Linked DNA regions of Homo sapiens: region 1 is linked to region 2. Evidence: read pairs that join two places in POLR2A ChIA-PET (ENCODE). Cell type or tissue: endothelial cell of umbilical vein. All regions are shown on one strand. Links, peaks and the distances in the headings refer to the core of each region. The heading gives the core; the rest is flanking DNA.

What was found. Peaks named below come from ENCODE experiments on the same cell type or tissue, not always from the same donor. Only the 100,000 strongest peaks of a DNase experiment are listed, where the experiment ranks them.
Region 1: POLR2A ChIA-PET joins it to region 2 with 5 read pairs; 1 of 35 experiments calls an interaction of 5 or more read pairs at or near these places.

What each region holds. Positions count from the first base shown.
Region 1 is chr22:25,354,517-25,369,840 of GRCh38, forward strand. It overlaps the pseudogene LRP5L. Among named protein-coding and RNA genes, the nearest start is that of MIR6817, 93 kb to the right of the region's middle. RefSeq lists enhancers at 5,416-5,915, 12,427-13,253. In endothelial cell of umbilical vein, for the core only: a CTCF peak has its summit at 7,808 (motif pointing right); a DNase peak (open chromatin) is centred at 7,805.
Region 2 is chr22:24,980,142-24,995,465 of GRCh38, forward strand. All of the region lies in intron 1 of KIAA1671, which reads left to right. Among named protein-coding and RNA genes, the nearest start is that of KIAA1671, 35 kb to the left of the region's middle. RefSeq lists an enhancer at 14,643-15,240. In endothelial cell of umbilical vein, for the core only: no CTCF peak of the experiment used is centred there; DNase peaks (open chromatin) are centred at 5,080 and 5,870; H3K27ac peaks cover 2,948 bases.

The DNA.
Region 1 (15,324 bases), core at 5,748-9,747, 380 kb after region 2:
CCAGGTTTGGAACTGTCACTTCTTCCTCATGCAAGTCTGCAGCTGAGCAACGGCTTGGGGCCCACCCCCCTGGACTCACCGACGACCTTGTCCACGTTCACAGCTTTGAGCCCCATCAGGTCGGGCAGCTGGTCAATGATGACGTCCCGGTTGGCCTTGACCTTGTGTACCCGCTTGATGCTGTGGTGCTGCCAGGCGGTCCAGTAGATGAAGTCCCCCAGCAGGGTGAACCTGAAAATGTGTGGGAGCTTGTCCTTCAGGAGGGTCTGCCTCTTCGTCTCATCGACACTGATCGCCTGCAGAATGGCAAAGATACAGGTCTGGATGGGCCAGGGCCATGCCAACGAGAGCCAACCCTGACCCTGCCTCGGGCCTGAGCTGCCCCAAACGAGACGGGTTCAACACCCAGGAGCCTCAACTTCACCTGCACCTTGCCAGGTACCATAAAACGCCAGGTATCACGGCTCTCCAGGGGTGCTGGATAAATGACGTTTTTTCTTTTCTTTTTTTTGAGATTCTGAGACAGAGTCTCTCCCTGTTGCCCAGGCTGGAGTGCAGTGGTGAGATCTCGGCTCACTGCAACCTCCACCTCCTGGGTTCAAGCGATTCTCCTGCCTCAGCCTCCCAAGTAGCTGGGACTACAGGTGCCTGCCACCATACCCGGTGAATTTTTGTATTTTTAGTAGACAGGGGGGTTTCACCATGTTGGTCCAGGCTGGTCTTGGAACTCCTAACCTCAGGTGATCCGCCTGCCTCAGCCTCCCAAAGTACTGGGATTACAGGTGTGAGCCACCGTCCCTGGCCTGAATTGTTCACTTTAAAATGGTTAAAATCATCAATTTTGTGCTATGTTTATTTTATCACAATAAAAAAAATCATTGGGCTTGGTGTGGTGGCTTATGCCTGTCAGTCATCCCAGCACTTTGGGAGGCCAAGGCAGGTGGATCACTTGTGCCTCAGGAGTTTCAGATCAGCTTGGGCACCATGGCGAAACCCCATGTCTACAAAAAAATATGCAAAAACTAGCTGGATATGGTGGTGTGTGTCTGTAGTCCCAGCTACTCAGAAGCTGAGGCAGAAGGATCACCTGAGACCAAGGAGATGGAGGCTGCAGGGAGCCGTGATCGCGCCACTGCACTCCAGCCTGAGCAACTGAGCGAGACCCTGTCTCAAGAAAACCACTGCTGCAACAGTACAAGGAACAACACCTGTGGCCTGGCGTGCCACAGACACGTGAGTGAGTCCCTGACCTGCTCCCATGGGTAGGGGGGATGCATGAAGGCAAATCATCCTCAGCGGCCCAGAAACATGGGCCTTGCCAAAAAAAAAAAAAAAAACAACATTTACAAGGAGCTCCAACAGGAAATGGCCACATCTGCAGCTTCTAGAGTTTTTGTGGGAGGGGCATCCACTCAGCCCTTTCCATCCCTGGGTGTTCCCCACCCTGAAGGTGCTGAGGCTCCTCCCGCTCAGAAGCAGGGTCTGAAATCCTGCAACACAGACACACACTCGTGTTCTCCATCCCACCCTCCCCTGCAAGCTGCCTGGTTCGGGCCTCCCCTGGGAGCCCTGAGGAGAGCAAAGGTGACCCCGATGGTGACGTCAACAAGGACTGATGAGGCTCAGGAAAATCCTTCAGAAGTTGCTGGGAACAAAGGGAGGCGACTACCCCGAGGAGAGGCACCAATGTCACCTCGATGGGTGACAATGTGCAATGGGGACACATGTAACATATTACTGGCACCAAGAGCACCTCAAAAAAACTGCTCAATAGAGGCAAGGCACGGTGGCTCACGCCTGTAATCCCAGTACTTTGGGAGGCTGAGGCAGGTGGATCACTTGAGGTCAGGAGTTCCAGAACAGCCTGGCCAAATGGTGAAACCCCGTCTCTACTAAAAATGTAAAAATTAGCCGAGTGTGGTGGCATGCGCCTGTAATCCCAGCTACTCGGGAGGCTGAGGCAGGAGAATCGCTAGAACCCAGGAGGTGGAGATTGCAGTGAGCTGAGATCGTGCCACTGCACTCCAGCCTGGACAACTACAACAACAACAACAACAAAAGCTCAATAGAAGCTCCACAGGTGAGCAAAAAGCAAGCTGCCAAAGCACGCCCACAGGACAAGGCCACTGAAATCCAACCACAGTGGCAATGCAGGGCTGCACCCAGCATAGGGAGAAGAGACAGACATCCACAGAAAAACAAAACTGTCTTCAACTGCTTGGGAACGAATCAACAAACTCAGGCCAATGGCTGCCTCTGGCTTCAATGACACTCATGTTTTATGTCTTAAGTGGGGGCAGTGGATATGTTATTAATTTTTTGTCTTGATTTTGTATTGTTTGTGAAATAGTTTAAGGCTCACAGTAAGTGGCAAAAGCAGTGCAGAGGTTTCCCGTGTCCCCTTTACCCAGGCTGGCCTTAAACTCTTGGGCTCCAGTGATCCTCCCACCTCAGTCTCCAAGTAGCTGTGACTACAGGCGCCTGGCCCAATGATAACATCTTACGTAACCACAGGACGTTGTATAGCGCTACCCTCTCAAGGCGTTTTTGTCAGAAAGTACTGTAACTACTTTATCAAGCATTCCGCTTGGCCAAATAGCAGAGCACAGGCACCCATTGGTGCCTTGGTGATACGTATGTCAGGCTGCAGGGGGTGGCCGGGCCTGGCCTCTTAGGAGCCCAGGGACAGCCGGGCAGGGCCAGGCCTCCAGGATCAAATACCTCCATGGGAGCCTCACCTCGATCTTGTCTGTCTTGGCATCTCCCCAGTAGAGCTTCCCTTCCTGCAGGTCCAGGGCCAGGCCGTTGGGCCACCCGAGGGAAGCATTGACCAGCACGCGCAGCTCCTGCCTGTCCAGGTTGGCACGCTTGATTTCAGGGTTCTCTCCCCAGTCTATCCAGTACGTGAGGCTGGAGAAGAAGCAGAAGTCCATGACCCCATGCATCTGTCTAGTTTCTGTGGCACCCCCACTGCTAAGAGCAAGGCCCGTCCCCGAGCCGGCCCCCATCACATGGCTAAATGTTGGGGTCAGTAAATATCGGCATTGGTAAATGCTGGTGTAGGTAAATGTCGGCGTCGGTCAATATCAGTGTTGGTAAATGTCGGTGTCAGTAATTGTCAGTGTTGGTCAATGTCAGTGTTTGTAAATGTTGGTGTTGGTAGATGCTGGTGTCAGTAAGTGCTGGAGGACTGAGCATGCCAGCCACAAGCCCAGTGACCAGAGTCCCTGGGGGCTCCCCTGGGACAGTGGTGCCCACTTCCACCCTGTGCAGGCTTCACTGCACCAGCCCTTAGGACTCTGAGGGGCCAGGAGCTCATCTCCCATCTCAAACGTCAGTGGATAGCAATGACCCTGCCCAGGGTCTAGGGCAGCCTCACATCTGACTGGTGGGCTGAAGAAGCTCAGCACCCAGAGGGAGGAAGGGGCAGAGCGCAATCTTCTGCATACAGCTGAAGGGCTCCCCTGTGCAAAGGACAGGTGACTTGTTCCCTGTGGCCCCCCAAGGAGGGAACCCAGATCCTGGGGTGGCAGCTCAGGGGTGGAGGTTCTGGGGCCTCAGGTCACAGCCTCTGCTTCAGCTGTGTCTGACCCAGCCGGCCAGCCCCTCTGCCTCCCACTTCCAGCTCGGTGCCCCTCCCTAGACCCCATGACCTCACATGTCAGACTGCCAAGCCCCATTTCCCTGGGATCCTCAGACTCATGAAACCAGGGCTAGGAGGGACCTTGGAGTTGGCTTCCCCGTCCCTTCCTCTTTCACAGATGAGGACACTGAGGCCCATAGAGGCAGTGACTTGACCAAGCTCCTGACCTCAGGGCCATGTTCCCTTCACTGCAGCTGGCAACCAGTTCCTGTGCCTCCTCTTGCTAAAGCCCTGGGGGACCCCACTTCCTACCATCATCCGCCCTCCTCGGGGCACAACCCAGCCCGTCAGCCACCGACATGGAGCAGCTCTCTTCCACGTGCCGCCATGCCCTGGGGTCCATGGAGGGCTGCTTGGGCCCCACCATCTGCCTACTGTGCTCCCGCTGCCTGCTGCCTGACATGCTGGCTTCTAGACACCAGCTCACTTGCAGGAAAAGCTCCCCAGCCAGCACACTGGCAACCCCCAGGGCCAGGCCATGAGCGCAGGCTTCATAGCCTGCAAATCCTCTGCCCGCTGGGTACCCTGGGCAAGTCACTTCACCTGAGCTTCGGGTCCCAGAGCCATGAACCTGGAAACACACCTGGTGCCTACTAAGTGCTCCACAGAGAGCAGCACTGCGACTGACCTCCCAGCTCCTCCGGGACTTCCCATCGGCACCCCCAGCTCCACTGCACCTCCTCCCTCAGGGTCTGCCCATTTAGTGTTCTGGGTTATGAGCCCCCAGGAAGGCCCCTGGCTACAGCAATCTGAGCCGCTGTGGGGGGGGTCTCAACCAACCGACAAGCTCTCTGCTTTCACAGACTTCTACGCTGGAAAGCTGGAGCCATGCTGTCAGCCCCAGCCACACACCTGCCACCTCCTGCTGTGTGACCCTGGCCAAGTCCCTGAGCATCTCTGGGCTTCACTGTCCTCAACTGTATAACTACCTACCCTCCTGGATGAAAAGACCCATGGTGTGCAAAGTGTTAAAAGAGGCCTGGCCTGGCCAGGCATGGTGGCTCATGCCTGTAATCCCAGCACTTTGGGAGGCCAAGGCAGGTGGATCACCTGAGGTCAGGAGTTCGAGACCAGCCTGGCCAACATGGAGAAACCCCATCTCTAGCAAAAATACAAAAATTAGCCAGACACGGTGGCAGGCACCTGTAATCCCAGCTACTTGGGAGGCTGAGGCAGGAGAATTGCTTGAGCCCGGAAGGCAGAGGTTGCAGTGAGCCAAGATTGTGCCATTGCATTCCAGTCTGGGCGACAGAGTGAGACACCATCTCAAAAAAAAAAAAAAGAGGCCTGGCCTGTACTGTGGTCAGTGTCACAGAGGCTGCCCTTACTACCACTACTGTCGTCCTGGAAATCACCCAGGTGGACTGTTCCATTCTACAGATCAGGAAGCTGAAGCTAGGGGAAGAAAGGGCTCACTCCAGGTCTCCAGGGCTTTCTATGCATGGACCCAGCAGCAGCACCGGACCACCTGGGTACTTGTTAGAAACCCAAGTCCTCAGCCCTGCCCTGGAGCTCCTGAATCAGCACTCTGGGGATGGGGCCCAGCCGCTGGTGTTTTAACAAGCCTTCCTCCAGGTTCTGATGCAAGACAGTGTTCCAGAATGACTGGTCCAGGTCAAGCTCCCTCTGCTTGGCCTGGCCCTGGCTCCAGGCCCCACCCGTCTTACCCCATCTCGGGATGCAGTGCAATGGCACGGGGCTCGTCCATGTCCTCTGACACCAGGATCTTGTGGGAGGTGCTGTTGAGGCACGTCACCTCGATGTGTTCAGTGCCTGTGTGGGTCCAATAGAGGCTTCGGGCCACCCAGTTGACTGCGATGTCATCGGGGTCGTTGATCTTGGTGTTGATCAGCGTCTGCGCCCCAGACCCATCCAGGTATGCCCTGCGGATGGCCCACACCTCGTCATCCGTCCAGTAGACGTGGCCCTCCATTGGGTCATAGTTGATGGCGATGGCATGCTGGATGTCGTCCAGCTGCAGCACGATGTCGGTGAAGTCCGGTGTGTCCAGCGAGACCCTCCATTGGTCCGTCTACCGGGCCAGCAGCAGGACCTCCTTGGCTCCTGTGGGGACAGGTGCAGTGGGCCAGGCAAGGGAAAAACTCAGCCAGGTCCCCAGGGCTCTCCTTGCAAAGGCTGGTAATGTTAGGTGACACGCACCCAGCCCATGCTACGTGGTCACTCGTTCATCCTCATGACAGGTCTGGGAGGCTGGCACTGTTTTCTCATTTTATAGATGAGAGAACTGAGGCACAGAGCCAGGCCATCAGGCTTCAACCGCTGGATGGGAGCTGCCTCACAGTCCCCCTTGTCTTCTGCCAGCCCCTCTCCTGGCCACACACCAGCCCCAACCACAAGTCCCACCGGGTACCGAGCTGAAGACCCACCTGCTGGCCGTGCTGCTCAGCGTCCCCAGCACACCCACCCCACCTTGCAGGGGCTCACCCTTCCCGCCCAGCTCAACGCCACCTCATCCCTGAAGCTCTCTCCCTCCCCTCCACCAACGAGGGCAGCTTCAGGTCCCAGGACCGTGCCTGGGGGGGCTCCCAGGCAGGACCAAACGTACCCATCAAGTAAATCACCCTCTTTACTCACTGCCCAGATGCTCCCGGGTCACTGAGATGAAGGGAAACCCTGGTTCCGAAGCCCAGGGGCACCAAGAGCTAACACAGTTTTGTGGCCACTTGAGACACCAGGCAACACAGGTGCAAGATGAGAAACACCTCCAGGGCATGCGTTCTGGTCACGGCTAGACCCAGGGCCCTGGCTCCTTGGATGGGGCTCCACCGTGGCCTCCACACAGCTAGGCCATCAGAATGTAGCGATGACCCCCAGTAACTCAGACCTGGTTTCTAAACAGGGTCCCACAGAGAACAGGTAAGGCACTGTCCATGCACTTCCAACTGCGTTTCAGAACCACCCCATGAAGCAACCACCCCACAGCCACCTGGGTCTCTGCTGCACCCCAGGCCCAAGCCTGCTGCTGGCTAAGCAGGTTGAGGCCAAGCCTCTCCAAGCATGGGTGGACAGGCTTCAGGGTGGCACTTACGCAGGTGGATGAGGGGAGAGCCTAGTCCTCTCAGGATGTCCCTGCAGACAGGCTGGACACAGCTGGGGACAGGAGGATGCTGAGGTGATTCTAGTCTCAAAAACCCCCTCTCTAGCTGAGGGAAAGATTTGCCGGACCTCAAGATTCGCACATATTAAATCCCCAAGGAAAGTTCTCTGCTCTGGGCATCTGTGCCTTGCCAAACTCACCAGCGTGGCCTGACAGCGTACGGCCGGCACAAGAGAGGCTCGACTCAGGCTCTCTCGGCAGCCACAGCAACACTCAAGAGAGCAGCTGAGCAGCAGGGCCCAGGGATCAGCTGTGGACGGGGTCCTGCTGCTCAGGCCCAGCAGCATGTAAACCCAAAGACCCCCCACCACCCACTCCACAGGACACCCCCCCAAGCTTTCACCCATGGCCCTCCAGTGGGCTTCTAAGTTTGGGGGGCAGGGGCGGTTACAGGATTCTCTTATGAACCCCCTGTGGCCCACCTTCTACATGCTCCTGACCCCCCAGGGCCCGGGGATCCACACACAGTGGCATCAGCATTTCTGATTGTGTCCTATGACCCCCCAGTTGGGATTTTTCAGAGTTTCCGGCAGAAGTTGCATGTGGAGACCCATGCAGACTCGGGGCCCCCAGGGTGCCCCATAACCCTGACACGGATCCTTCTGAGGCTGCTGGGGTCAGGATGTGGCTCCCTCCCCGAGTTAGGGCATTGTTCACTGATTTGTTCCAGACCTTTCTGGTTTCAAGGATGCACAGAGCCAAGAAGGTCAGGGTCAGAGATCCCCCCTCAACATCATGTGGCCATGCCCCCACAGTCACAATCCGCATGGGGGCCCGGGGCTGAGCCAGCCCAGAGCATCCCTCATGCCCTGGCCCCTAGACCTGGCCCTGCAGCCAACTGCCAGGTCTCCTGAGTGCCCTACCAGGCTGCAGCCTTCAGCCTTCAAACAACAGTAGCCCCCTGCGCCCAGGCTCTGGCTGTTGCCAGGAGGAATGCAGAGACCTGAAGAGCTGTTCCAGGATCCCGGCGTCCAGCATTTCAAGGAAGGACAGGAGCCCCTTCTGAATCCTGCTCCAAGCCCCCTCGTGCATAATCCGATTCATCCACTAGAGGGCGCCCAGGTGATGGTGACAGCGGCACAGGCCCAGGGCTAGGGAAACGGAGGCAGGCAGGCTGGGGACAGTGAGGTGGAGGCAGCACTCAGAAAGTGCCCCAACTGCCTGGCTACAATGGAAATCTCTGAGAGCCAAATTCAGATCTGGTCAGAGGCGTCTGATTTGGTGTGTATTGGTAGGGGGAGGGGGATCTCTGAATTTCAACAAGTTTTCTCCCTCTAGGCTCCACTCCCAAAATGTTCTGTTGACATTGGACCTGTCCTTCAAGGCCCAGGTCACACGGCACCGCCTCCTCAGGGAAGCTGTTCCTCCCCACACCCCGGTGGATGGCTGTCCCGTACCCCCAGTCTGCCCCATGGCCAAGGCACCACCCCTACTGGCTCACTGGGGTCCTGGCAGAAGCCCTCTGCTCTCCACAGCCCCTAGCACAGCCCCACGTCCACAGCAGCGCTACATCCAGGGATGAGCAGGGAGAATCTGAGACCGAAACCTCTGGGGCCTGCCCGTGCTTGGTGACCTCGGGCAGGTTCCTGCCCCTCTCTGGGCCTGTCTCCTCATCCACAGTGAATAACAGCCAGGGCTGATGGTGCCTGAGTCCCTGTCTAGCTATGACTTAGAGGGGACCATAGACTCCACGAAGGGTCCCTGCTTAATCAGCCACGGTGGGGAGATCACAGTCCTGGAAGTCCTCCAGGGCTTGGCTGGGAAGAGCCCTGTCCACACGGTGTCTACAGAACTTTCCAACGAGACTGCCAGGCACAGCGTGAGACGAATCACGCTTGACCTCAGCAGTGTGTCCATCATGGCCCCACAGAGAACGCCAGTGCCAGACAGAAACCGGCATTTGATCCCAAAACACATTCCAAGCCTGCCTTGCTAGCTAGTTCCCTCCGTCGTCCTAAGAAATCACTAAAGTACGCTAGGCGCAGTGGCTCACGCCTGTAATCCCAGCACTTTGGGAGGCCTAGGCAGGTGGATCACCTGAGGTCAAGAGTTCAAGACCAGCCTGGCCAACATGGCAAAACCCTACTAAAAATACAAAACTATGCTGGGCTTGGTGGCGCACTCCTGTAACCCCAGCTACTCAGGAGGCTGAGGCAGGAGAATCACTTGAACCCAGGAGGCAGAGGTTGCAGTAAGCTGAGATCGTGCCACTACACTCCAGCCTGTGCACTGGAGTGAGACTCCGTCTCAAAAAAAAAAAAAAATCATTAACACAATTTTCACACACTACCCCTCGAGCTATGAGGATGCCCCATCCTACTGACAAGGACCCCAATCCTCAGAGAGGGTAGGCTCCCGGCCCAAGGACACACAGCTGCAAGAGGAAAGCTCACTTCACTTCGCTTCCTCAAATACTTCAATCCCAGGAGCCAGCACATCCAGGAAGCGCGTTTGTCACTTGATGCCTGGCTGCCTCCATCATCCCACCAGTATCTCTGTAGGAACCTACTTCAGGCCAGGCCCTGGACCAGCTGCTAGGGAAGGAGAGGTGGATGAAACAGACTTGGGATCTGCCCTCTGGACGCCCTTGGGGTCACAGGGCAGAGACCTTAGGTGAACGACACCATCCGTGAATACACAGCCACAAACTGTACTGTGAAGGCAGGCTAGGGTTATGGGGTACGTGCAGGGGACCTGCTGAGATTGAGAGGTCTGTTCTCCAGCTCAAGAGCCTCTGGGATTTAGGTAGCTGTCACCATGTGGCAGGTTCTGGCGGGGCGTCCCAAATGGGCCTAGAACCTTCAGGGACTGAGCACACCCAGCCCTAGCCCTCTGTTAACTAGGTCAGCAAAGGGCCTCCAGTTCCACCATCAGGAACCCATTCTCGGCATCCCATCCAATTACTTAGGAATAAATCAAACCTCTGTGGTGAAGCAGTCCTTTCACTGCTGGGATGAATCTGTAGGTGTTTACTGACTCCAGGGAGGAGTCTCTGACACGCCTCAGGCTACAAGGCCCCTGAGGTTTTTGAATTTTGCAGAGATTGTGACACCTGGGAGAGAGCCAGGACCCAACCTATTTGCCTGAAGGTCTGAGTGAGCTGTGAGCAGTACAGAGGTGACCCCAGTGTGGTGGGGACTCTGTCCAGCCAGGCTGGCAGGGAGCAGCTGCAGAGAGAGTCCCACCAGCCTGGGCTCTGCCAGATGCCTGCCAAGGCTGGTGCCCACAGCTGGCCTCCAGGAGGTTGTGTGTGTAGTGAGGTCCGGGCAGCAGCCATGGCCACAGGTAAGCAGGCCTGGGGTTGGGAGGGGCAGGTGCAGGGGACTGTGTTGGGCTATAAAGAAGAGAGGCCAACTCCTTCCCTGGGACCAGCTACAGAGCCTTGGTAGGAGTTTTTCAAACACCAAGGAAGTAAATTGTTTGGAAACTAACAGTTTGGCCAAATGGTTTTCTTTGGGGTTGTTTAAACAAACAGCCAGCCCCACAATGTTGCCGGAAAGTGAAACCTTCCCCTCGCCCGAGCCTCCTCCAGGCGGGTTTCTGACCTCTCCCTTCCTCCTTGCACGCATGCAGGAGAGAAGGGCCACATCCCTTCCACGAGCCAAGCACAGGGCAGGGGCAAGGGCCAGGCAGGGTACAACTTCCTGGTAAGCAGCCTTGTCCTCAAAAAGCAGTCCTAAGGGATGGGCCAGTGTCATGGACATGTCTGTCCCTGCCCACCTCTGCCCCCGACCACATGGACACCCAGAACCTGTGGGGGGCTGCAGTGACACATCGCCGCCAACCAGGTGGCTTCTAACATCAGAAATGTACCCCGCCGCCAAGACCTGCAACCCAGAAGTCAAATGTCAAGACATCTTCAGGGACAGACTCTCTCTGAAGGCGCCAGGGGAGGATCCTTCCTGGCCTCTTCCAGCTTCTGGAGTTGCAGGAAATACCTGGGGTTCCTTGGCTTGTGGCCGCCATCACACCAAGCCCTGCTCTGACTCCATGCAGCCTTCACCCGAGTGTCAGTGTCTGCTCTCCTGCTCTCATGAGGACACCAGCACCGTGGATATAGGCCCCCTACTCCAGGGTGACCTTGTCCTTGCTTGATTACATCTGCCAAGACCCTGTTTCCAAATTAGGTCACAGACACAGGTTCCAGACGTCAGCATATCTCCTTCAGGGACACGACTGGACCCATACCCAGTGGGGAGCGGCGGGTAAGAGGAGCGCTTCAGTGGAAAGCCAGAGGCAAGTGTGCCAGGCAGGGGGGCGGCCTGGGCCACTGCACGGAGGCCAGAGAGAGGGTGGCCCGAACCTATCGCCAGGGCTGATCTGAACGTGGAGGCCCAGCGCCCACCAGCATTGACGTTGCCCCGCCCGCCACGGCTCTCTGCTGAGGCCCCAGTGCGTGCAGGATGCTGGTGCAGCTCCGAGCCCAGCCCTGTCCTCCAGGAAGCCTCAGGCAAACAGCCCGCCGTGCCTGCAGCAGATCCCAACCACAAAAGCAAAGAGACTGCCACCTTCACACAAAAGCCGGGAAGGAAATGCGCTCAAATGTCAATAGTGGTTATCGTAGGACGGGTCCTATCCTTCCTTCCAGCTGTCGGACAGAGGTCAGCAAGCACTCTAGGAAGGGCCAGAGAGCAAATATGTTCGGTGCTGCGGCCTACACAGTCTCCTTCCCATCTCTTCAGCTCTGCCGCCGCTATGGGAAGGCAGCCTGCCTCAGACAACACAGCTGGGAGCAAACTTGACAGACGAACATCTGTTAAAACTCTGCTGGGTGAGCTGTGGCCGGTGGCCCACAAATCCCCAAGCCACACCCCAGCCTCATCTGGGCACTGCCGGGAGCACAGCCTAGCCACCCTCTGGACACGGCCCCGAGAGCCACCAGCCTGGGCACGTGTGGCCCAAGTGGCATGGCGCACGCCACTAAGCCCACTGCCCAAAGGCCCCCAACCAGGAGGGATGTTCGGGCGACAAAAGTCAAAGCAACAGGGGCATGTTCCACCGAGGATGGGGCTGGAGGGGTGGCAGTGAGGGACAGCAGCTTCCAAGGACGGCAGTGGCAACTCCCAAATAAGGCCCCACTCCTGCTGTTTTTAGCTCATTCCACATACTTGGAAAAACATGGCAGAAACCGAAGCCAGCTGCTGCCTCGGTCCTGGGGTGGTGTGGAGGGGCTGGGGAGGCCGGGGGGCCCAGGCTCTGCACTCGACTGCTGGCGATGAGAGTGACTCTGAGCTGCAGAGAGCAGCATTGCAGCCGCCGTGGTCCCACTGAGCCCTGGCCACGCTGGGCAGCAGAGGGCTGCTCACAGGACATACCTGCCTTGTCTCATGGGGGCCACTTCAGGAGGGGCGGGAGAGCCAGGACACAGAGCCCAGGGCCAGCAATCACCCTGCAGCTCCAGGGCCATGTGAATAGTGCCGCCCTGCAGGCACACAGCAGCACAAGGACCCCCACACATCCCTGCCTCTAGGGGGCTGCCTGTGCACCCCTAGGAATGCTACTCCCTGTCCCCTGGGTCCCGGCATGACCACCCTCTCAGCCCCTTACTTGGGGAAGGCACCCGACTGCCTACACCAGGCTGGCTTTCATTTGCTCAAAATCAGGAAAAAGCAGAATTCAAGACATCACAGAAATGTCTTCGCCTCTAACTCCACGAAGCATAAACGGTCAGACACCCAGAAGAGAGTCCCAGGGACCCTTGAGTCTCACCTGAGGCTCTGGCTTCAAACCCCAAGATGTTTCCAGCTGTGCCAGCGCCGCCCCCGACAACTTACTGCACACAGGCCTCCCTTGGGAACTCGCAGATTTGGGCCCCACCTCCCCACCCTGTTCCTTCTCGTGGACTGGGTGGGTTGGGGTGGGGCTAGGGACTCTGGATGTGTCATAAGAGTCTGAGTGGTCCTGACACAGCTGGGCCCTGCCCCCATGCTGGTCTTCGCCCCACAGGAAAGGGAACCACATGCCTGGAGCGCCCAGCACAGCCCCCTCTGTCCTCCCCAGGCTGCCTGCCAGCAGTGTGAGCTGTGCTCCCCATTGCCCCATCAGCCTCCCCAGCTCCTCCTGGCAGCACCCAGCCTTGGAAGCTACCTCTGATTGCAACCGTCGAAGGAACACTCGCTCTCTCAGCACTGACCCAGACGGCCTGCACCATCGCGCTGCTCGGCACGGCCCGCACGGCCATCCTCCAAACCCTGTGTAGTGGGGAGCATAATCACCCCTTTTACCAATGGGGAAACTGAGGCACCGAGAGGTTAAGTCACTTTCACAAGGTCCCAACACAATGACCAAAAACAGAAAGCCAGCCCGCAAGTGGAACTAGGTGCTCCAAGTCCTGGGTCTGCCTGACACCGCATTTCCTCATCACCACAGTCCTCGGCAGGCTCCCAACTACAAACTAAGCCATGTCCTCCATCCTGAATCCTCTCAGCCTAAACGTCACTCCCAATGCCTCCCTCCGGAACAGGCACAAGTCCCACCAGCACACCCTCCTTCGTTATCTGCATTTCTGCCACCCCAGGGCCAGCTCCGGAGCCCTCACCACACGGCCTCTATCCTTCACCCCCGGACACTGGACCTCACCAACCCACAGCCAGGAGATCCGCGTGTGACCCCAGGGCCTCCTCTGCCTGACTCTGAATTCCACTGCCCAACGTGACACCTCGGAAGGCTCCCTGGGCACTGGCAGCCCTCCACGGGCACTGCGCCTTCCGGCAAGCTCTGACATCCGGCTGGTGAGGTGCCCTGCACGAGGCCTCTGCCCACCGGGACCTCAGAGTCGTGCTGTCAGCTACAACAAGCAACAGAATTTCACATTTTCTTCATGTTGCCCCTGTGTGAGCAGCTTCTATCTCCACACGGTTTTCAGTCGAATCGAGGTGAGGTGAGGCGTCTTCACCTCACCTCACCGTCCGCAGCCATGCTGCACAGTTAATTCATGCCCGCCAGGCACACAGCCGCAACACAAACGGGCGCCTGCCGCTTGGAAGGCCAAAGAGGAACAGAGAACAGCTACTGTGCTCAGGTGACAGGACTGTGGTCTTTTAACAAAACGTTTTCCTTTAATGTGATATTTTATGGCAAGGAATAAAACCTGGAGGGCAGGACGTTTGGATACTAACGCCCCAGGCTGCCATGTGGTCTGCTTTGTGAGGTCTGAAGCCCAAGCCCCATTCTGGCCCCACCCACAGATCCGTCTCTGACTCACCAACTTCAATGCCAGGCTCCGCCTGTCCTCCAACCAGAACATGAGTTCCTCATGGACAAAGCCATTTCTCACCCATCTCCATCTCCCTCTGGATTAAGAAATATGGAAAGATCTTCTAGAACCACCTCAAATTTGCAGAGAGCCACCTTGGTGACAAACCCTTGAAATGCTTCTGAGAAGAGTCTAGGTTTCTACTCAACTCTAAAACCTCTAGAAAACTCTATTTCCCCTTTTCCATACCAGCTGCCCCTGGAACACTTCAGCTTCAAAAGGGTCCAGGGCAGGGAGACAGAGAAGCCAGCATCCATGTCCAGCACTGCCCGCTTAATTAACCGGAAGCCCCGTGGGGCCCATCTCCAGGCACCCCTGAGGCCAGGCTGGGGAACCATGTTTACAAAAAAAGTGAATTGAAACGCTCACATCCTCATGCAAAACAAGACTCCCGGTTGCATCCTTCTGTCTCATCGAGGAGCATTGTTCTCTCTTTGACAGAACACCCAAACACAGCATCTGGAGCCAAAGCAGAAAGATTGAGGCTCAGAGTAAACCAGTCCCCGCACTGGCTGCATGTGGATGTTCCCAGCCAGAGTCCCACCCAGGCAGGGCCTCTAAATGACACAAAATGTTTCTCTCCTACATGCCTGTCATGCTCCGACTCAGTTATGTGTAAAAGTGCCTCTCACGGCTGGGGGCAAAAACAGTTTCCACAAGACCAGACAAAGCTGACCCTTGATGGCGGAGTCTCCAGGGAGTGTGGAGCTGCATGCTCAGCCCCTGTGGCCCTGACAGCTCTGGACTGGACAAGCTTCCAACAGGAAGGGCAGGGCGTGCTGCTAGTCCAGCGGTCCAACCTCACAGGTGTCTGTGGTGTCAGCTCCATGCCACAGAACCACCAGGGCTGGGGCCAGAGCCACCAGGCCCCCTGCCAGCCTGCAGGGGCCTCCTTCTCTGAGTAGCCCACCCACCTTCTGTGGGCGCAGGCAGCCTCTTCTAATCACCACAGGGCCTGCCCCAGCTGACCCCCACCCACCCCCTTGCAGGAAAATGAGCCCTGAGGACTCCCCGGGGCTGCTTTGGGCCTGGACATGGAGACTGGGAGTGACATTTGCAGAAGGAGCGCAATGCCCTTGAAGGGCTCAGCCACAGGCAGCCAGTCCCCAGGGCTCAGAAGACCCAGCTGTCAGAACCCTGGGAGCCAGCAAAGAGCCAGCGGTTCCACCTAAGTCTATGGCCCCTGCCTCTACTGGTTGGAAAAGAAATCAACACCCCCTTACTGGCTCCCAATGACAGCCCACTCCCCCGGGTGTGGGAGGACTCTGGGACAATGCAGGCAAATCTGGACCCTGAGCGAACCTGCCC
Region 2 (15,324 bases), core at 4,022-8,021:
TGTATGGCTAGACCACATTGTTTATTCATTCATTCATCAGTGGATGCTTGACTTGTTTCCACGTTTTAGCTAGTATGAATAAAATGCTGTAAAAATATCAGTTCAAGTCCCTACGTTCAGTTTCTTTGATTTTTTTTTTTTTTTTTTTGAGACGGCGTCTTGCTCTGTCGCCCAGGCTAGGGTACAGTGGCACAATCTTGGCTTACTGCAACCTCCACCTCCCGGATTCAAGCAATTCTCCTGCCTTAGCCTCCTGGGTAGCTGGGATTACAGGCACCCGCCACCACACCAGGCAAATTTTTGTATTTTTAGTAGAGACGGGGTTTCTCCATCTTGGCCAGGCTGATCTCGAACTCCTAACCTCCTGATCCACCCGCCTTGGCCTCCCATAGTGCTAGGATTACAGGCATGAGCCACCGCACCCAGCCCAGTTTCTTTGATTTTATACCCAGAAGTGGAATTGCTGGATGACATGCTAATCCTGTTTTTAACGTTTTAAGAAACAACCATATCATCTTCCACAGTGGCTACACTATTTTATATTCATACCAACAGTGCACAAGTGTTCCAATTTATTCACATCCTTGCCAACACTTGTTGTTATTATTATTTTTTTTTTTTTGAGATGGAGTCTTGCTCTTGTCACCCAGGCTGAAGTGCAGTGGCATGATCTCAGCTCACTGCAACCTCCACCTCCGGAGTTCAAGTGATTCTCCTGCCTCAGCCTCCTGAGTAGCTGGGATTACAGGCATGCGCCATCATGCCTGGATGATTTTTGTATTTTTAGTAGAGACGGGCTTTCACCATGTTGGCCAGGCTGGTCTCAAACTCCTGACCTCAGGTGATCTGCCTGCCTTGGCCTCCCAAAGTGCTGAGATTACAGGCATGAGCCACCATGCCCGGCCAACACTTGTTATTTTCTGTGTGTGTGTGTGTGTGTGTGTGTGTTTTTACTGTATCTATTCTTATGGGTGTGGCTGGCACATTATTTAATTTGTGGGGGATTTGTAGGCTCTGTATTTGTTGGGCCTCTGTGTCTATGTGAGCTGAGGTGCCGGGCAGGGGCTGGTTCCTGTTAGAATGTCGGTCACATCCTGCTGTGTTTTCTGGAAATACTTTGTTCTCCCTCACTGGACTGTGAACTTTCTGAGGATGTACCCTGGTGCCCCCAAGGAGAGCTGGCCTGGGTGAGATGCTGAAGAAATACTTAAGAACCCACTTCTCACTGACCCGGGGCACACCCTGGTGTGTGTCTTTGGTGGGAGAAAGGCTGGAGCCCCGCATCGCATTCTTCCAGGGTGCTCTATACTTCCTAGGGAAGAAGAAGCCCCTGAGTGCCTGAGACATGACTCTTAGCCCTGGATGCTCAGGAGAAACTCCCTGGGGAGCTTCAGAAAAATACAGATGCTGGGGCCACCATCTAGAGACTCAGGCTCAGCTGGTCTGAAGCAGGACCCTTGGGGATCTGTATTCAAAAGGAAAACTCGGCCAGGTGCCTGGCTCATGCCTGTAATCCCAGCGCTTTGGGAGGCCAAGGCGGGAAGATTGCTTGAGCCAGGAGTTCAAGATCAGCCTGGGCAACGTGACGAGACCCCATCTCTACAAAAAATAGAAAAATTAGCTGGGTGTGATGGCATGCTCCTCTAGTTCCAGCTACTTGGGAGACCAAGGTGGAGGACTGCTTGAGCCTGGGAGGTTGAAGCTGCAGCGAGCTGTGATTGCACCACTGCACTCCAGCGTGGGTGACACAGCAAAACTCTGTCTAACATAAAAGGAAAACTCCCCAGGTGATTCTTATGGCACCTGGCCTGGGAGGCATAACCATATATTACTGGATGCTGCCTGAATTACCTGAGGAGAGACATGTGTATATGTGTACATCATGGATAAAGTAAGTGAATGAATGAACAAATGAGTGTAGAGTCCCCCAAGCTCTGTCATCCACGCACCACTTGAGTGATGTTTCCACATCTTTTTACTTCTTATGTTATTATTCCTCTAATTATCTAAAACCACCCCCACCTCATTGTACTCAAATAATTCTATGTATTATTACTGTCAATTGATAACACCAGCGATGCTGGTTATAAGTAGATTACTTAAGAAATACAGGCAAAGGAAATCAAACAGTGTCATCAAGTTCCCACTAAATAAATGCCGCTTTCACTGCAGGTTTTTGGGCTAGAAGTGGCCTTACTCTCTCTTTGCTAAAAAGCGTGATTAGCAAGTGTCGCGGAAGTGTTAAAGACAGGCTGGCACCTCATGGAGACCTTCTCCTGGCTGGAATCACTTTTCTTCCGTGAGTCAGTGCTATTTAATGTCCATTCTCTGGACTGTGTGCCTCCCACACTCATCAATGCAGAGCTAGGGAATGAGGGTGTGTGAGGCAGGAGCCAGGTGGGTGCAGGGTTGTGGGTCTGCATGGGTGAGGGCCTGTTTCTTGAGCGGCCTTTGCTGGTCACTGGCATTTGCCCTGTGGGTGCTGGGGTAACTTGAGTCTAGGGCATCCCTTGCCCCACAGCAGCCCCAGAACCTCAGGAGGACCCAAGAGGCTTTTATCTCCAGGGTCACTGAGCTGGGATGGTCCCTGCCAAGGTCGTGGTGTTGGCTGGGCACAGATCCCAGAGGGCACAGGCCTGGAAGTTGGGAATTGGGAGGGAGAGGGAGCTTCTCCTGCCGGACCCAAGTCCTTGCAGGATGAGTGCCAGCGTCTTGGCTCCTTGAATCACTCATAGGGAGGCCAGTGGCCTGGGTGCTGGTTTCCCTGGCCTGCTTCAACCTGCTGTGTGACCTTGGATGAGTCCCTTGGCCTTTCTGAGCTTCCTTCCAGGCATCTGTTGAATTCATTTGGAAAGTACTCCTCTGACACCTGCTGTGGGCCAGGCTCTGTGCTGGGGGCTACAGGGAACCCTGCAGCTGAGATCCCTTCTCTCTTGGGGTCTGTGGGCTGGAGGGAGAGGCAGACCTGGCAGGAGGGAGAAAGAAGACCAGGATGCTTTGAAGAAAATGGGGGATGAACTTTAGCTGAGCTTCGGCTTGTGCTTTTCTGAGTGCACCTTAACAAATTATCACAATCTGGGTGGTTTCAAAACAACAGCACTGTGTTTTCCGACTTTCTTGAGGCTAATAGTGTCCTCAGAGCCACACTGCTTCAAAGGCTGTAAAAGAGAATCCCTCCTTTCTTCTTCAGCTTCCAGTGGCTTCCGGCAATTGTTGGCGTTTTTTGGCTTCTAGCTGTATGTCTGTGTGTTCTTTTTTTATAAGGACACTAGTCATTGGATTAGGGTCCACCCTAATGCAGAGTGACCTCATTCAGACCTAACTAATTACATCTACAAGGACCCTATTTCCAAAGAAGGTCGCATTCTGAGATTACAGGTGGACCTGAATTTTGGGGAGACAGTTTTTCTCCCATTACACTGAAGAAGGGCCATTAAAGCTCAGACTTAAAGGATGTGTGTATGGTGGGGGGGCGGGGGTGGTTCAAGGTGCGGTTGTTTGAAGCAGAGGGAACAGCTTGCGCTAGGGCTTTCTGGCAGGAGTGCGGCACAGAGGCCTGTGTGACTGTGCGGTGGGGGCTGAAGCTGGGGGTCTGGGGGCCTGGGGTATGGGGCCATGGAAAGGTGTTTGGAATTTTTTTTTTTTTTTTTTTTTGAGACAGAGTTTCACTCTTGTTGCCCAGGCTGGAGTGCAATGGTGCGATCTCGGCTCACCACAACCTCCGCCTCCTGGATTCAAGCAATTCTCCTGCCTCAGCCTCCCAAGTAGCTGGGATTACAGGCATGCACCACCACGCCCAGCTAACTTTGTGTTTTTAGTAGAGATGGGGTGTCTCCATGTTGGTCAGGCTGGTCTCGAACTCCCGACCTCAGGTGATCTGCCCGCCTCGGCCTCCCAAAGTGCTAGGATTACAGGTGTGAGCAACCGCGCCTGGCCGGTGTTTGGATTTAACTCTAAATGCCTCTCAGGGGCTTAAGCAGGGACATTATGTGGTTGCATTCCCTTTTGGAAGAAAGTCACTTAATTAGGAAGGGGCATGACAGTGACTGAGGGTACATGCCTTAAGGGTTACCCCCAAGCACACTGACATCCCTCCAGTGTTCTAAGCCTCAAATCCTTTGCAGATAGGTAGGGCAGTACTTTTATCTCTTGAGGAAATGCAGGCCCAGAGAGGTTAAGCAGTTTTCTTAGGGTCACACAGCTAGGGGAAAGAAAGCTCAAGGCCTCAGCTAACATCTTCAGTCTTGTAAGTTCTCAACACACCTGGAGGCAAAGGACCATCCTCAAATATAGCTGGGTGTCCAGGGCACGGGAAATAGCCCAGGACAGGGAGCACTGATTTTACACCTGTTGGTGAAGGTAATGCATCATCTGCCCAGTCAAGAGACGGTTTAGCTACTGGGCAAGGGATGAGGCAGCTTCAGCAACTTAATAAGCGTGGAATTAATTCCCTTATATGTGTGAGCTGCTGTGAGTCTTCCCATTCAGGACAAAGCTCAGGAGCAGAGGAGAAAAAGCAGGTAAAACTTTGGGAGGCCGAGGTGGGCGGATCATGAGGTCGGGAGATTGAGACCATCCTGGTCAACATGGTGAAACCCCATCTCTACTAAAAATGCAAAAAAATTAGATGGGCTTGGCGGCATGTGCCTGCAACCCCAGCTACTCGGGAAGCTGAGGCAGGAGAATTGCGTGAACCCTGGAGGCGGAGGTTGCGGTGAGCCGAGATCGTGTCATTGCACTCCAGCCTGGCGACAGAGCTAGACTACGTCTCAAAAAAAAAAAAAAAAAAAAAAAAAGCAGGCAAACAGCAATAAACGCTGACCTGTGTCCACCAAGGAGCATGTTGGAGGGTTGTTATAGTATCCTAGGCCCCGGGCCCAGATGAAATGGCAGGATAATTCCAACTGTTCCAGAAGCACGGAGCTGCTGTCTCTCTGATTTTTTGGATATATATTCATGTGGAAAAGAGCTTTCTTCTTATTGGGAAGTAAAAATATATCTCTATTCAGATAAAACATCTCTATTCACATTCCAAACTGGGAACATATCAATTTTCCCACACTGGGATTTAAAACGTAAATTAGGTGCTGTCTCCGAGGTATTGAGGATGCTAATATCCTCCTAAGAGATGGGCTTGTTGGCTGGATCTGAAATTCCCTGTGGAGTGAAAGGCCGTTATTTCCTGCTGTGTTTTGTTTCTTTCTTTTTTTTTTTTCGAGACAGAGTCTCGCTCTGTCACCCAGGCTGGAGTGCAGTGGTGCGATCTCGGCTCACTGCAAGCTCCGCCTCCCGGGTTCACGCCATTCTCCTGCCTCAGCCTCCCGAGTAGCTGGGACTACAGGCGCCCGCCACCGCGCCCGGCTAATTTTTTGTATTTTTAGTAAAGATGGGGTTTCACCGGGTTAGCCAGGATGGTCTCGATCTCCTGAGCTCATTATCCGCCCACCTCGGCCTCCCAAAGTGCTGGGATTACAGGCGTGAGCCAGCGCGCCTAGCCTTTCTGTCTCTTGTTTCTTTAGTTCCCTCTTTGTCTCAGCGCCTTTTGAGGGAGGAAGAGAGGGAGGGAGAGGGGGAGAGAGAGAGAGAGTGTGTGAGTGTGTGTGTGTATGTGTGTGTGTGTGTGTGTGTATGGTGAGGGGAGAGAGAGAGAGAGAGAAACAGAATGAGAGGGAGGAACTACTCTGTTCTCCAACACCAGGAGAAACCTCTCCCTCTGGAATAGCCCCTTCCCATTGAGGATTTTTCTCCAACTGTGTTTTGCGAGGGTTGTGGGGTAACCCTTCGGGAGGAAGCTGAGTCAGTAAGTGCCGATGCTGTCTCCTGACTGCTGGGTTGGGACTTGTGTGCGTGTGTGTGTTATGGGGGATGGGGACGTGTGAAAGACAGGAGTTAAATTTGGTCCCGGATCTGAACATGGGTTTCCTTCCTCTCCTAGTGAAAGGACTTATCTCAGATGAATCACGTCCTCTCTTTAGAGTTCTGGGCTCATGGAATGTCAAGGCCAGTCTGGCGCTCTTGGAGAGGTGCCTGCCCAAGGGATGTCAGATTCTGGTTTGTGACTCTGGAGGGGCGTTTGGCCACCCTAAGGGATGACGCTTGTGGCTTCAACCAGAGCATCTTCCCTATGTAGTCAGTCTTCCCTCGGTATCTGTGGGAGACTGGGTTACGGGATACCAAAATCCCCAGAAGCTCAAATCCCTGATATAAAATGGTGTAGTATTTGCATGTAACCTATACATATCCTCCCAGATGCTTTAAATCAGCTCAAGATTAATTATGATAGTTAATACAATGTAGATACCATGTAAGTAGTTACTATCTACATTGTTTATGGAATATGACAAGAAAAAAAAACTCTGTACCTGTTCAATACTGATGCAACCATCCTTATTTTTTTCCTGAATATTTTCAATCAGTGATTAATTGAATCCATAGATGTAGAACCCATGGATACAGAGAACTGCCTATTCATTTCATTCACCCACCCAACCACCCACCCACCCATCCACCCACCCACCCATCCACCCACCCATCCACCCATCCACCCACCCATCCATCCATCCATCCACCCACCCACCCATCCATCCATCCATCCATCACAAGCTTGATGCACAGCTCTATGCTGGGGGCAGGGCCTCATGGTAATTATCCACCATTTGTTATCTGATCATCTGTCAAGGCCCTGACCCCTTTCAGGCACTAGGGAGCATCCATAGAAATGAAGGACAAAGCCCCTTGCCCTCTGGAGGTCACAGCCTAAAGCAGGGGTCGGCCAGCTTCTCCTGTAGAGGACCAGATAGTAAATATTTTCAGCTTTGCAGGCCATAAGACCTCTGTCACACCTGCTGACCTCCGCCGTTTACTGCACAAGCAGCCCAGACAGGATGTAAACAAGTGGGTGTGGCTGTGGTTTGACTGCAATCACAACTTATGTATAGACACACACATTTGATTTTTATATGATTTTTCATGTGTCATGAAATACTGTTCTTTTGATTTTTTTCCAATGATTTATTTATTATTATTATTATTTTTTTTTTTTTTTCTGAGACAGAGTCTCGCCCTGTTGCCCAGGCTAGAGTGTAGTGGTGCAAACTCGGCTCACTGCAAGCTCTGCCTCCCAGGTTCACGTCATTCTCCTGTCTCAGCCTCTGGAGTAGCTGGGACTACAGGCGCCTGCCACCATGCCCGGCTAATTTTTTGTATTTTTCAGTAGAGACGGGGTTTCACCGTGTTAGCCAGGATGTTCTCGATCTCCTGACCTCGTGATCCACCCGCCTCGGCCTCTCAAAGTGCTGGGATTACAGGTGTGAGCCACTGCGCCTGGCCTATTATTATTTTTTGAGATGGAGTCTCACTCTGTTGCCCAGTCTGGAGTGCCATGGTGTGATCATAGCTCACTGCAGCCTCAAACTCCTGGGCTCAAGTGACCTTCTTTCCTGCCTCAGCCTCCTGAGTAACTGAGACTACAGGCACATGCCACCACACCTGGCTAATTATTTTATTTTTTGTAGAGGTGGGGTCTTGCTGTATTGCCCAGCCTGGCCCTAAGCAATGCTCCCACCTCAACCTCCAGAGTAGCAGGGATTACAGGTGTGCACCACCAATCCTGGCTAAATGACAGCTAGTCTGATAGACTCCTGCTAGATTGGGCATATTATGTCTGCTTTGCAATTGAGGATACTGAGACATGGGGAAGGAGAATGACTTTCTGAAGTAGAACCTGGATTTGAGCCCAGCCTTGTAGTCTCTGACCCCTGTCATGTCTGCCTTCTCTCCACACATCTCCAGAGCTCTCTGCCCTGCAGGGGGTCCATCTGCAGCATCACAGGACTGTCAAGACTCCTGCCTGGGCGGGGCACGGTGGTTCACGCCTGTAATCCCAGCACTTTGGGAGGCCGAGGCGGGTGGATCACCTGAGGTCAAGAGTTCGAGACCAGCTTGGCTAACATGGTGAAACCCCGTTTCTACTAAAAATATATTTTAAAAATAGCTGTGTGTTATGGCGTGCATCTGTAATCCCAGCTACTTGGGAGGCTGAGGCAGGAGAATCACTTGAATCTGGGAGTTGGAGGTTGCAGTGAGCCGAGATCGCGCCATTGCACTCCAGCTTGGGCAACAAGAGTGAAACTCCATCTCAAAAAAAAAAAAAAAAAGACTCCTGCCTGGATCTCAGCCCCCCAAACTGGGAGCACTTGTTATTTTTAGGGTATCTCTATTCTGACCCCCGCTCAGTGGGAAGGATTCCCATTTTTGCTTCATATGATCCTTTGGGTAGAAAATCACTATTTATGTTAGTTCTTCAAAAATGGGTTTGGGGCTGGGTGTGGTGGTCATGCCTGTAATCCTAACACTTTGGGAGACTGAGGTGGATGGATCACTTGAGGTCAGGAGTTCAAGACCAGCCACATGGTGAAACCCCATCTCTACTAAAAAATACAAAAATTAGCCAGGCATGGTGGCTAGTGCCTGTAATCCCAGCTACTTGGGAGGCTGAGGCAAGAGAATCTCTTGAACCTGGGAAGTGAAGATTGCTATGAGACAAGATGACACCACTGCACTCCAGCCTGGGTGAAAGAGCGAGACTCCATCTCAAAAAAAAAAAAAAAAAAAATGGGTTTGGGTGGTTTATCTCATCTGAGAATTGTGGTCCGGTGTCAGACCCAAAGATGGGGAGGGAATGGGGCAGGGAGCTACTGAACACCAGGTACTGTGCTGGAGTTTTCAGTGTCCATCTGGGTTTGGTATCTTCCCCATCTCACAGTTGGAAAAACTGAGGCTCAAAGAGGAGCACTGACTTGTCCAAGGTCATGCAACTAGTGATTATGGAGCTGGGATTGGAATCCAGGTCTCTGACTCCCTGTACTTTGTGCTGGTGTTGAACTCCCAGGCCCAGTACACTCACCACTTCTTCGTGGAGGGAGTTTTGAATCAATCTTTTTTCAAGGTCCCTTTGGTTCTGGTTTCCCCTGGTTTCATGTCGAGGGTGAGTAGGAAGGGGTGTTCATTGTCTTCCTCTCACCCTTGTGTTCAAAGCCACATTGTCCCTTCTCTTGGTCCCCACTGTCACTGAATTCATCTTGGCCACCCCGTCTCCCACCTGGAGGATGGCAGGAGTATCCTGCCCCAGCTCCAGGCTTCCACCTTTGCCATTTAGTTTATTCCCCACTGGGTGCCTGGTGTGCTTGCAGGGGGGTCACAGCCCTGCTGACAGCCTCCTCTTCATTGAGGTCTCAGCTCACATGGCACCTCCTCAGAGAGCCCTCCCCATCCCCTCATCTAGAGTTGCTGCCCCTCCACCCTGACTTCTTATAACCCTTGCTCTATCGCCTTCATAGCCCTGGTCAACTCTGAGCTCAGTCTCTTCACTGCTGTAACAAGGGAGCTAGGGCTGCATGGTCTCTAAGATGAAAATTCTGAACTCCTAAGCCCTGGGAATTTAGGGCTGGTCAGGGCTCAGGGGGGATGCACTGGCCCAAGGCAAGAGTGTGGGAGGAGGGCTGACCCTGAGCCACAGGAAAGGGAGAGTCCCTGGGTGGGGAAGAAACTATTTGGGATGAGTTCCCAAAGCTTAGCAAGAGCTCAAGAGCCCCTTTCCCCACCACTCCCCAAGAAAACACGCACTATTGTCTTAGCTGCAATTTTGGTGCCGGGAGGGTGTGCGGGGTGAATGTCCGCCCGGCAAAGGGACTTCTGCCAAAGGGACTCTTGTTTATTTGAGATTTGAACAAAAAAAGGCTGTCCTCTTAAAACCACAGCCCCAGAAACCTTGTTGGGTTTTGGGATCAAGGCAGAAGATGGTAGAGAGCTTTTTCTAGCTCTTTGTTAAACATTAAAAACATATTCTTTTGATAGAACATTATGAGCACCAGACGGCAGGAAAAGGAATATTCAGAAGCCCATCATCATTGGGGAAGCACAATGAAATTTTGGCAAGGTGATTTATTTTTTATTTTTTTATTTTTTTAGACAGAGTCTTGCTCTTGTCACCCAGGCTGGAGTGAGTTGGTGTGATCTCAGCTCGCTGCAACCTCTGCCTCCCGAGTTCAAGTGATTCTCCTGCCTCAGCCTCCCAAGTAGCTGGGATTACAGGCACCCGCCATCATCCCTGGCTAATTTTTTTATTTTTAGTAGAGACAGGGTTTCACTCTGTTGGCCATGCTGGTCTCGAACTCATGACCTCAGGTAATCCGCCTGCCTCGGCCTCCAGAAGTGGTAGGATTAAAGGTGTGAGCCACCTTGCCTGGCCTGTTTACTGTCATGTGTGTTCCTCCCTACATGACTCAGTACCTCCAAACATACACATATATCTCACACCCACCCTACCTCCTGGAAACATGTTCCCTGGCCCCACACACACCATGCACACACCATGCTCACACACATGTGCCTGCCCAATGTGCGCCCACGCCAGCAGCAGCCCTGGGTGGTGGTATGAGGTTTGGGCTGCAGAACCACCACCTCCAACCCAGCGCTGACATGGACAGGCCACCTCTGGAGCGTCACCATGTGGGACACAGCAGGCACCTGCTCACGTCCTGGCCTTGCCCTTCCTTGAAGGGTGGAGCAACCATGGTCCTCTGGTGACCCTACCTTGCGGGTGGGCAGCTTCATGCTGGTCTTGGATTCCTGCCAGAGGCTGGAGGCCTGGTCTTCCCTCCTCATTTGTAGGAAGGGCTCAGGGCTCGGTGGGTAAGCCAGACACTGAGCTAGGTCCTTCTTGCCCAGCTGGGGAAACCGAGGCTCGGGTGCCACAGCGGAGGTCACAAGCCAGGACCAAAGGCTTCTGCTTGACCACACTGTCCCACCCCTGGCCCAGGGCTGGCCAAGCAGCTCCAGTCACCCAGGCCTTCTCTGAGGAAGGGACCCTTTCTTCTTTAATTTTATTTTTATTTTTTTGAGGAGTCTCACTCCGTTGTCCAGGCTGGAGTGCAGTAGCTTGATCTCAAGTCACTGCAACCTCCGCCTTCCGGGTTCAAGCGATTATCCTGCCTCAGCCTCCTGAGTAGCTGGGACTACAGGCACACACCACCATGCCCAGCTAATTTTTTTTGTATTTTTAGTAGAGACGGGGTTTCACCATGCTGGTCAGGCTGGTCACGAACTCCTGACTTCAAGTGATCCACCCACTTCGGCCTCCCAAAGTGCTGGGATTACAGGCATGAGCCACCATGCCCAGCCCCTTTCTTCCTTATTTTTAGGAATGTCCCCTCTTTTTCTCCCAGTCCAGCAGGGCAGATCAGCTTTGTGGCTCTGGAATTGACAAGATGAGTCACCTTGGACAGACAGTTCATCTCTTTAAGCCTCAGTTTCCTCCTTTCTTGTTTGTTTGTTTTTTTGAGACAGAGTCTTGCTTTGTCCCCAGGCTGGAGTGGCAGGATCTCGGCTCACTGCAAGCTGTACCTCTGGGGTTCAAGCGATTCTCCTGCCTCAGCCTCCCGAGTAGCTGGGACTACAGGCACGTGCCACCACGCCCGGCTAATTTTTTTTTTTTTTTTTTTAGTAGAGACAGGGTTTTACCGTGTTAGCCAGGATGGTCACGATCTCCTGACCTCGTGATCCGCCTGCCTCAGCCTCCCAAAGTGCTGGGATTGCAGGTGTGAGCCACTGTGCCTGGCCCAGTTTCCTCCTTTCTGACGTGGGGAGAATAATAATCCCCATAGTCACTGAGTAATTGCGAGGGATCATGGCCATAATCTCCATTCAGAGTTTATTTTAGAGCCGGGGATGAGTGTAAATAAGCGTGGCGTGTGTGCTTGTTTTCTTGTTTGAGTTGTTATTTCCTCTGGTGTGGGGAGGTTGGGGACTGGGCTTTGCTCTGTCCCCTCCGGTCTCTTCCCATCCCCTCCTTGGCACAGCCACATCAGCATTTTGGGCCTGGGACACCCCTCCTCCCATTTACAGAGCGGGCAGGACATGACTCATGCCTACACTGGCAGACACCGCCCTTGGCATAACTGGCTGCGCCTGAAGCTAATGTCCTAAGAGATTGTCTCTGGGGCTTAGGGATTTTCCTTCGGGTAATTGGGACGGAGGATGGAGTTTGGACCCTGTAGGAGCAGAGTTACCCTAAAGAGCTGGATTCCTTTAGGATGTCCATGCCTAGGGCTCTGGCAGGAGACAGGAGTCTTAACTTTCAGGGTTCACATGGTGACTGGTAGGCTCCGGGCTTTTACTGGGGGACAGGGTCTCAGATGGAGGGAATGTACTTACCGTGTGCCTGTAAAATTTTGTCTCTCTTTGCCATTCCTGACTTCTGTAAACATTGGATTTCTTCCCCTGCCTGACTGAACACTGGCCCTGTCTTGTTCACACCTGTATCTCTGGCTCCTAGTACAGTGCCTGGCACATAGTAGGAGACTGGTAAAAGTTTGATCAATAAATGAACAATGGCCAGGCGTGGTGGCTCACTCCTGTAATCCCAGCACTTTGGGAGGCTGAGGTGGGCGGATCACTTGAGGTCAGGAGTTCGAGACCAGCTTGGCCAACATGGTGAAACCCCCTCTCTACTAAAAATACAAAAATTAGGCGGGTGTGGTGGTGCATGCCTATAGTCCCAGCTACTCAGGAGACTGAGGCAGGAGAATTGCTTGAACCCGGGAGGCGGAGGTTGCAGTGAGCCAAGATCACGCCATTGCACTCCAGCCTAGGTGACAGAGCGAGACTCCGTCTCAAAAAAAAAAAAAAAAAAAAAAAAGACAATGCCAAGTGCTTTTTGATGTATATTCTTAGCAAATCTCTCAGCTACTATTCAAAGCAGATAGGTTTAACCCATCTGAGAGGTGGGGAAACTGAGGTTTGGGAAGTTAAGAAACTTACCCATGCTCATAGAGGTAGGATTTGAATTTGAGTCTGCGCACTGTGGACTACCAACCAAAGCTGTCTCCTGACTCAGACTCCCAGTTGCCAGGTGCTGATCTCGAAGCCGCCCTCTCTGCCTTTCCCTCTAATCTGCCTTGAAGCCAGCAGTTATCACCTGGATGCACCAGACGGAGGATGCTGACATGTGAGATGCTGTCCCCCCACCGGGAGTGGGAGACTCAGTGAGGCTCCTGGCAGGCAGGCGGTAACTCCACCCTCTCCCACTCAGGAAAGCAGGTTGGAGTGCTAGGGAGGCAGGGTGAGGAAGGTGATTCTGGGAGAGCCCCAGACACACTCTCATAGATGGCCTCAGAGTCCTGCAAGACCCTGTCCGTTGTCTTCTCTCCAAAGTCAGCCCATGATACTTCCCTTCACTCTACTCCAGCTGTGCAAGCAGAAATTTCTGTTCCTTCCATGCCCCAAGCTCTTTTCTGACTCTAGACCTCATGGCTTTCCCTTGGCCGGCTCCCTCTGACTGTAGGTCATTCAGCTGATAGGTCACCTCCTCCAGGAATCCTTCCTGATCACCCAATTTGTGCAGCCCAGCTGCTATTCACATCACAAACCCTGTTCCCATCACCTCCCTTGTCACATGCTACTGTCTTTGTCTTGGTGCATGGCTTATCCATTGCCTGTCTTTTCCACCTTCCACCTGCTCTAAACTCCACGTAAACAGGAAATTGTGAGTTTATCCACATTGCTCTATCACCAAACATGGAGTATGGCACATAATAGGTCAATATCATCTTTTGGAAAAATTGGAAAAAGAGCAACTTTTAAAAATTCAGCAAGTGCAGCCGGGTATGGTGGCTCTCGCTTGTAATCCCAGCACTTTGGGAGCCAAGGCAGTTGGATCACTTGAGGTCAGGAGTTCGAGACCAGCCTGGCCAACATGGTGAAACCCTGTCTCTGCTACAAATACAAAAAAATTAGCCGGGCATGGTAGAGGGCGCCTGTAATCCCAGCTACTCAGGAGACTGAGGCAGGAGAATCGCTTGAACCCAGCAGGTGGAGGTTGCAGTGAGCCAAGATCACGCCATTGCACTCCAACCTAGGCAACAAGAACAAAACTCCCGTCTCAGAAGAGAAAAAAAAAAATTCAGCAAGTGCAAGTGTTACAACCTCATCATCTTGGTAGTCAGTGGTTTGCTGACACATTTCAAAATGGGGTGTGTCTCCCCACTGTGTCACGACACCTTAGGAGGGAACTTGTTTTCCAAGCCAGTCCTTCTATTGTGAGTCAGTGATTCTAGGAAAGAGTGGTGTCATAGGTTGGGTTCCCCCAGAAGCAGAGCCTAAGTCAAGGGTGCAAAGGCAAGCAGTTTATTTGGGTGGCAGTGTACCATTAGGGTGAGATAAGGAGCAGGTTACCTTGGGGAACAGCTGGGGCTCAGCTGTGCTGGGGACCTCTGGGAGCCTATAGAACATGCCATTAAATTATCCGACTTGAGTGCTAGGTAGCTGGGGTATTTATCCCCCAGCAACAGAAAGTTATCCACTAGTGCTGAGAGGATTTGGGTGGAGTCCAACAGTGTTTGGTATGACAGAGTAGGCTCTTCCCAGGCACCCTGTGGTGCCTGGGGTGGCACACCTCTTGTGAGGACCTGGCTGGCTCCAGCAGGCAGAGGGCGACCGTGGCTCAGGTGAACCAGCGCATGAGGTCAGAGGCTCTGACAAAGGAGTGGCTTCCCTGTTCCTGCTTCTGCCTGAGATCCAGGGCTGTTTGCAGAAAGGCGACTCTTTAGGCATGTAAGGATCTCTGAGCCCAGAGAGGTCATTTTCTTGGGGTCCCCTTTTAAGAATGAACTGTATCATCGTCAGAGCTGTTGTATCCTGAGCACCTGCTGTATACACTTTCCAGGCCTCTTTGCTTCCTTGCATCTTTTGGGATGGAGTTGGGGCGAGGGGTCCACTCTATCCCCTTGGGATGGGAGACAAGGCCTGTTCCTCCTCCTGCTTTCCAGCCACGTTCCTGCATTTGTGCAGAAGCTGTGCAGCCTAACTCCAGGCTCCTGCCTCATCCCGTCTCTGTTTGTATGTTAGGTTTTTTTTTTTTTTTTTAATTTGAGACAGAATCTCGCTCTCTCACCCAGGCTGGAGTGCAGTGGCGCGATCTCAGCTCACTGCAAGCTCCGCCTCCCGGGTTCACGCCATTCTCCTGCCTCAGCCTCCTGAGTAGCTGGGACTACAAGTGCCCGCCACCATGCCTGGCTAATTTTTTGTATTTTTTTAGTAGAGACAGGGTTTCGCCATGTTAGCCAGGATGGTCTCGATCTCCTGACCTCGTGATCTGCCCACCTTGGCCTCCCAAAGTGCTGGGATTATAGGCGTGAGCCACTGCGCCCGGCCAAGGTTTTTTTTTTTTTTCTTGGCAGGGGCAGGGTCTCACTCTCGCCCAGGCTGGAGTGCAGTGGTGCAGTCATGACTCACTGCAGCCTCAACCTCCCTGGCTCAAGCGATCCT